Linked DNA regions of Homo sapiens: region 1 is linked to region 2. Evidence: chromatin loops called from intact Hi-C (ENCODE). Cell type or tissue: OCI-LY7. All regions are shown on one strand. Each heading gives the region's core, and the rest is flanking DNA. Links, peaks and the distances in the headings are about the cores only.

The links. Peaks named below come from ENCODE experiments on the same cell type or tissue, not always from the same donor. Only the 100,000 strongest peaks of a DNase experiment are listed, where the experiment ranks them.
Region 1: it touches region 2 in a loop (11-fold over the local background); 61 of 110 quality-filtered maps call a loop at or near these places.

Annotation. Positions count from the first base shown.
Region 1 is chr13:26,871,872-26,874,781 of GRCh38, forward strand. No RefSeq gene overlaps it. Among named protein-coding and RNA genes, the nearest start is that of GPR12, 110 kb to the left of the region's middle. In OCI-LY7, for the core only: a CTCF peak has its summit at 1,184 (motif pointing left); a DNase peak (open chromatin) is centred at 1,210.
Region 2 is chr13:26,706,412-26,709,321 of GRCh38, forward strand. No RefSeq gene overlaps it. Among named protein-coding and RNA genes, the nearest start is that of GPR12, 53 kb to the right of the region's middle. In OCI-LY7, for the core only: CTCF peaks have their summits at 438, 1,491 (motif pointing right) and 1,690; a DNase peak (open chromatin) is centred at 1,510.

The DNA.
Region 1 (2,910 bases), core at 165-2,664, 170 kb after region 2:
AAAATAGTGAGCTACTACTTCCTTTTAGAATGTAATATTGCAAATGTAGATCTTCCCACATTTCTAGTTCTCACTTTTGAGACTATGCCCTTAAGGGAGAGAAAATAAGGGACCAACACAGCCTTCTTTGCCCCCAGGGATAGCTGGGAGTGGGGAATCTCTAGGGAACTGTATCCTGCTAACTTGAGCACAGGCTTGTTTACCATGGGGAACAATTCTCATTCTTTGGTGAAATTGTTTAGTAATTGTGCTGACCTCACTCAAGGTCATTAGCCGGATATTGCCTCTGGTTTGTGAATAGGTTTATTTTCTTCTGGACATCCATAATAGTGTGAATCAGGGAGGTTTATCATTTTAAAAAATTATTCCTAGTTTTCATTGCATGGATAATCATTTGCTGTCCTTAACACATAATGATTGATCACTGGGATGCAATATGGTGTGGAAAGTGCGTGGCTTTAGTGCCATGTAGACTGGGAGTTCGTTTCTGTCTCTGCTACTTACTCCAGTGTAGTTTTGGGCAAGGCCATCAGCCTCTTGGAGCCTCCGCTTCTTCATTCCTCCTTGTAGCTTTGCTGTGGGTATGAGGGATAATGAATGTCAAGCCCACAGCAGGGGTTTGATTGCTCTGGCTGTTAGTATCAATATTATAACATATGAACGAGAAGCCTTCCCAACGCGCCTGCCAAAGCTCTGACGGCCGCTCTCTACGTGCACAGGACAGTCACCATTCCCAGGTGAAAGGCAGGCCTCCTGAGGCCGGTGAAAAGGAGCAGGAAGACAGCAGCATGGCCCAGCGGTGAAAAAGAAAATCACATGTGTGCCTTCTGACCACTGCCTAAGCCTGTTTTGCATTGAGACCAGTGTCCTGGTGACAGTTTCCTTCGGCTGCGATGGGATCTCACACTGCTCCCTCTTTGATCTGTGGCCTGGGTTTGCGTGGAGAGGGCTGAGCTTCTGCAGGCTTCCGTTGTCCCCCAGGGCGCACAGGTTGTGACCGTGCATGGGAAAACACCAACAGCTCTGCTTTTTTACTTTCTCCCAGAGTTGCTCATCTCCCTGCCTGGCTGACCTTAAGAACATTTTCCTATGAAGCCATGCCCTACGTGACATAAACCCTGGGACCCAGAGAGAAGCCAGAATCCGCCACCCTGAGTAGCCGCTGCTCGTGGGATGCAGGGGAAATGGCGCCCTCTGGTGTTGGCTCAACGCCTGTGTTCAGCACCGGGAGCTGCCCAATTCGGCCTTGAGAGCCAAGTCTCTGCAAAGCAAACTTTACATGCAAAGCGTTGTTTGGCAGAAATCCTTTTCCACAAGAGGAAATCTCTGGGTGAAAAGCACTATGCCTTTAATGAGAAGGAATCAGGTGGTTATTGCTTTAATGGACTTAAGCGTTTGGCAGTCACATCGCAAGCTCAGCATGGAAAAGAGCCCTACCGTGGGGAGAAGATTCTCCGCGTGCCCCAGTCTCTCTTAATCTTTTAAAACTTTTACTTCAATATCTCAAGAAGTGCTGTAGAATAGCAGAAGCGATGCCCCTTTCCAAGTGTGACAACAGTGACATGCAGTTCACTTTCCCTGGCGTGGTCCTGATGGAGCTTCAGTCAGAGGAGGCGGCCCTCGGTGAACCACCAGCCCATTTACTGTCTTCTGAACTGCAGCAGTAGCATAAACTACCTGGAGTGATAGGGCCTCTCCGCCGGATGAATCATCCCACTAGATTCAATGAGAAGGGAATTGGGAGGCAGCACCGTTGGCTCTAGGACACTTAAATACCAAATCCCCTCACCCCTTTGCATCTTGCTAGCCCAGAAAAGACTTTAAGGTGATTGTCAGGCATTAGGCTATGAAACCAAAGGTGGGGAAAGCACCGTTTATCAAAAGTGATCATACGGAACTGCTCCATTCTTTGCTTATACTTAAATCTCTCCATAACCAAGAAGAAAATGTGATTGAGACATAGATTCTTTCCCTGGGCTTTGTGGAATAAACCACCAGTCACCTTGTGGGTGCAGTTCTGGGCCAGAGTTTTGGAGAGAGTGTTAAAGCATGACAATAAGCAGGTCTAATAATAGCCTTTTCACTAGACCCCAGGGGATCACTGGCAGCCTCAATTACTCTAGCTTTTATTTTCTTTTGCCCTGTATTAGCTGTAGTCGCCCTTGAATGCAGAGACTTTTAGCCAGAGAATCTGGATTTGCTCTTTCAAACTTGCCATACATTTCTCCCTCTCTCATCATGCATTATACTCTATCTCATCTCAGATGGTTCTGCTTCTTAATTATTGTTGTCTGCTGTTAATTGCTAGCAGTGATCTAAGTCTAATGTTCTTACTAATGAGCACAGCTTAGAAGTTCCACATGTAAAGATTTATAAGAGTGGTTGCTTCATTATCATCACTAAATATTCCCAGATATATTCTCACTTGACACGTGTAGAGGCAAAAATAATAAAAACTGTAAAGTGCTGTGAGATATGAGGGAGAATAATGTTCATAAAGGGTAAATTATGGCTGTAGCTTAGACTTACAAAATGCTAGCCATTTGCAGGGTCACACAATAGCAAAGTGGGACCAGAACCCAGGCTCCCAACTCCTGATTGTGTAAGGTGCCCAGTGTGGAGTACTTGTCCTGAAACACACATTTGCATGTCCTGCTAGTTAAATTGAGCATTTGCAAATAAATGGACCAGAATGCTCATTGTGTTATTATTTACAATAGTGAAAATTTGGAAACATTTCAGATGGCCAGCACTAAGAAAATGGTAAAATAAATGATGATACATTTGTACTAAGAATATTTTCTAAATATTATAAAATTATAATTATGTATCATATACAAATAATTGCAATTATATATTTTATATAAATATTTAAAAATCATTTTTGGAGAATATCTAATGATCTGGTAG
Region 2 (2,910 bases), core at 260-2,759:
CCAGGCTGGTCTTGAACTCCTGACCTCAGGTGATTTACCCATCTCAGCCTCCCAAAGTACTGGGATTACAGGCGTGAGCTACCATGCCCGGCCTGAAAAGATCTTTATGTGACCTCTGTTCCAGTTACGGAGTCTCTTAGCACCAACATCCTCCTCCACGCCCTGCCTTGACACCAGGCTGGGACCCTGTCCCCTGCCTTCCCGCCTTCACCAGCAGCCCCTGTGTGACCCTGCCAGTAGGGGGCTCGGCCAGTCAGCTTCCAAGCAGGAGACAAGCTGGACCGGTTATTTAAATAGGAATATTTTAATATAAAGAATTATTAGGTAGAACAGGATAAGGTGGTTCATTATTAAAAGAGGTAAAAGGAGACCCACAGGAGCCCAGAATTAGTAGATGCAAAAGAACAGCTACTGCCTCTAGCGCGAGGAGGACAATGAAGGAATGAAGTACAGCAAGTCCTTGAATAATGTCATTTTGATCAACGTCATTCATTATGTTTGATGAGAAAAAAATTTGCTTCCCAGCTGGGGCACTGTCTGTGTGGAGTGTGCAGTTGCCCCCACGTCTTGTGGGTTTTCTCTGGGTACTCCAGTTTCCTCCCACACCCCAGAGCTGTGCATGTTAGGTTTGCTGGTGTGTCTACATTGCCCCGGTCTGAGTGAGTGTGGGTGTGTGGATGCATCCTGCAATGGGATGGCATCCTGAGCAGGGCTGCTTCCCGTCCTGCACCCTGAGCTGCTGGGATATGTTCAGGCCATCCATGACCCTGAACTGGAATACTAACAGTGTCATCAGCCATTTCCATCTGGACAGCTGCTCACAAAGGTGCAGCATTGTGGCTCTGTTGCTCCAGCCCACAGATTTGCTAGAGAAAAGAAAGTAGGCTGGCCTAGGGCCACTCAGAACAGAGTTCAAAGTAAGGCCCGAGTCCAGCAAACGGGCAAGCCCTGAGTGTGCCTGGGTGTGCACATGCATGCATGTGTGTGCACGTGTGTGTGTGCATTTGTGCATGCATGTGTGTGTTTCTGTGTGCTTTCGTGTGTGTGTGTGTGTATGCATGCGTGCATCCCACCTGCCCCATTACTCAGCACAGAGGCCTGATGGGAAGGGTCCAGGCAGTGTTGTGTGCAGCCTGCCTGCTGGGGTGGGGGCGGTGGAGGAGTGTGTTAGAAAGTGAAGGGCACTGACCTTGGAGTCACACAAGTCATTCACCTGCCCCTCACTTACTTCATGGCCCTGGGTAGGTCGCTCACCTCTGGGAGCCTTGGTCCCTGTTAAGAATGGCACCTACCCTTAGAGTGTGTTGTAAGCATCAATGAATCTAAATTCGGTGACAATGAGGACTCTTCCTTAGCTTGCTGGGGGCTGGGGAGCAAATGCCAGGTATTGCTTTATGACCATTGTGATGCATGTTGTCGTGAGTTTAGATCATCCTGCCAGGCCTTCTAGGAAACCAACTTACAGAGAAGTTCAAAGGCTTTCCACTGGGTGTCAGTGGTGCTCAGCATACCCTTGGAGGCATCCCCGTGTCTGAGCGTGTTTGAAAGGACTAGGATAAGATGTTCGGTGCCAGGTGTCACCAGGGCCTCTCAGCTCCCCTGCAGGTCCAGGAGTGGTGCCTGGAGCCTTCCCACCCACCTCATTCCCCTGCCCCTGCCACTGCCTCCCCCATGCCCTCAGGTGACCTGGCTGCCCAGTCCCCAGGTGGGCACCACCACTGGGCCTTCTCATGAAGGGCATATAATTAGAGCGACTCATTCTGAAACTACGGCTCCCCAAGACTGACCCTGTTTGAAAGTACACGCTTCCTACCCGAAGGAATGTCTCCTCCATGGAGCTTGGGAGAGGGAGATTGTAGGGGCGGCGGGCAGGTGGAAGGTTTTTTGTGGAAGCACTGTCTGACTTCCAGAATCTCTGTTTAACTCCCAACTCCCTATAGGTTCTTCTATATTTTCTCTGAAGAATCCTGGTGGGGACTTTTATAAGCGGAATTAGCCAGGAAGAAACATATATACCTAACCCCAGAGACATAATAAAGTTCACTTGCAGTGCTTCTGTGAGTGCTGAGAGGATTTCGCGGCTGCTTCTCATCCCTGGAGCTTCTCATCGCCTCCTCTTGTCCTGTTGGTTAGTCGTCTCCTTCTTGGGGTCCTAATTAAAAAAAAAAAAAACTGGCTTCCACTGGCTTCTGGGAATTTCTACTCCTCCTTCAGCAAAGCAGGACTTACAACTATTACCTTCCTATCCCCAGGGTGTGGAAAGACTACGCTGTGAGGATGCATAAGAATGATACAGTGGACTCTGGGAACCTGGGGGAGAGGGTGGGAGGTGGGTGAGGGATGAAAGACTACACACTGGGTACAGTGTACACTGCTTGGGTGATGGGTGCACCAAAACCTCAGAAATCACAACTAAAGAACTTACTCATGTAACCAAACACCACTGTTCCCCCAAAACCTATTGAAATAAAAAATAAATTTAAAAATAAAGACTAGGCTGAACTTCAAAGAAGACTCTACCTAAGCCCAAGGAAGATTAAAAAAAAAGACGCAAACAGAGTGCAACATGAGATTAGATTTTCCGGAATATAAGAGATGACCTATTTGCCTTGACCTCACGTGCCCCTCTGCCCAGCTTCTGGAACTCCTGCGGTGGCTCAGAGTCATAGCCCTCCTGTGACCCTCTCCTGAAAAGGTGTGCACAGAAGAGCAGGCCTAGAAGCTTCACAAGAGAATGAGGCCCAACAACTCCTAAAAATACCTAATTCTCACCAGCAGAAGTCCTGTCCTTCAAGTTTTAAATTCTATATGAAGACAGAGGAAAGGCTCTGCCTTCGCTGACAGGATCCAGAGTAAGACTACAGCAGGACAATTCACAGCACACCGCTGTCAGCCCACTGAGGGTGATTC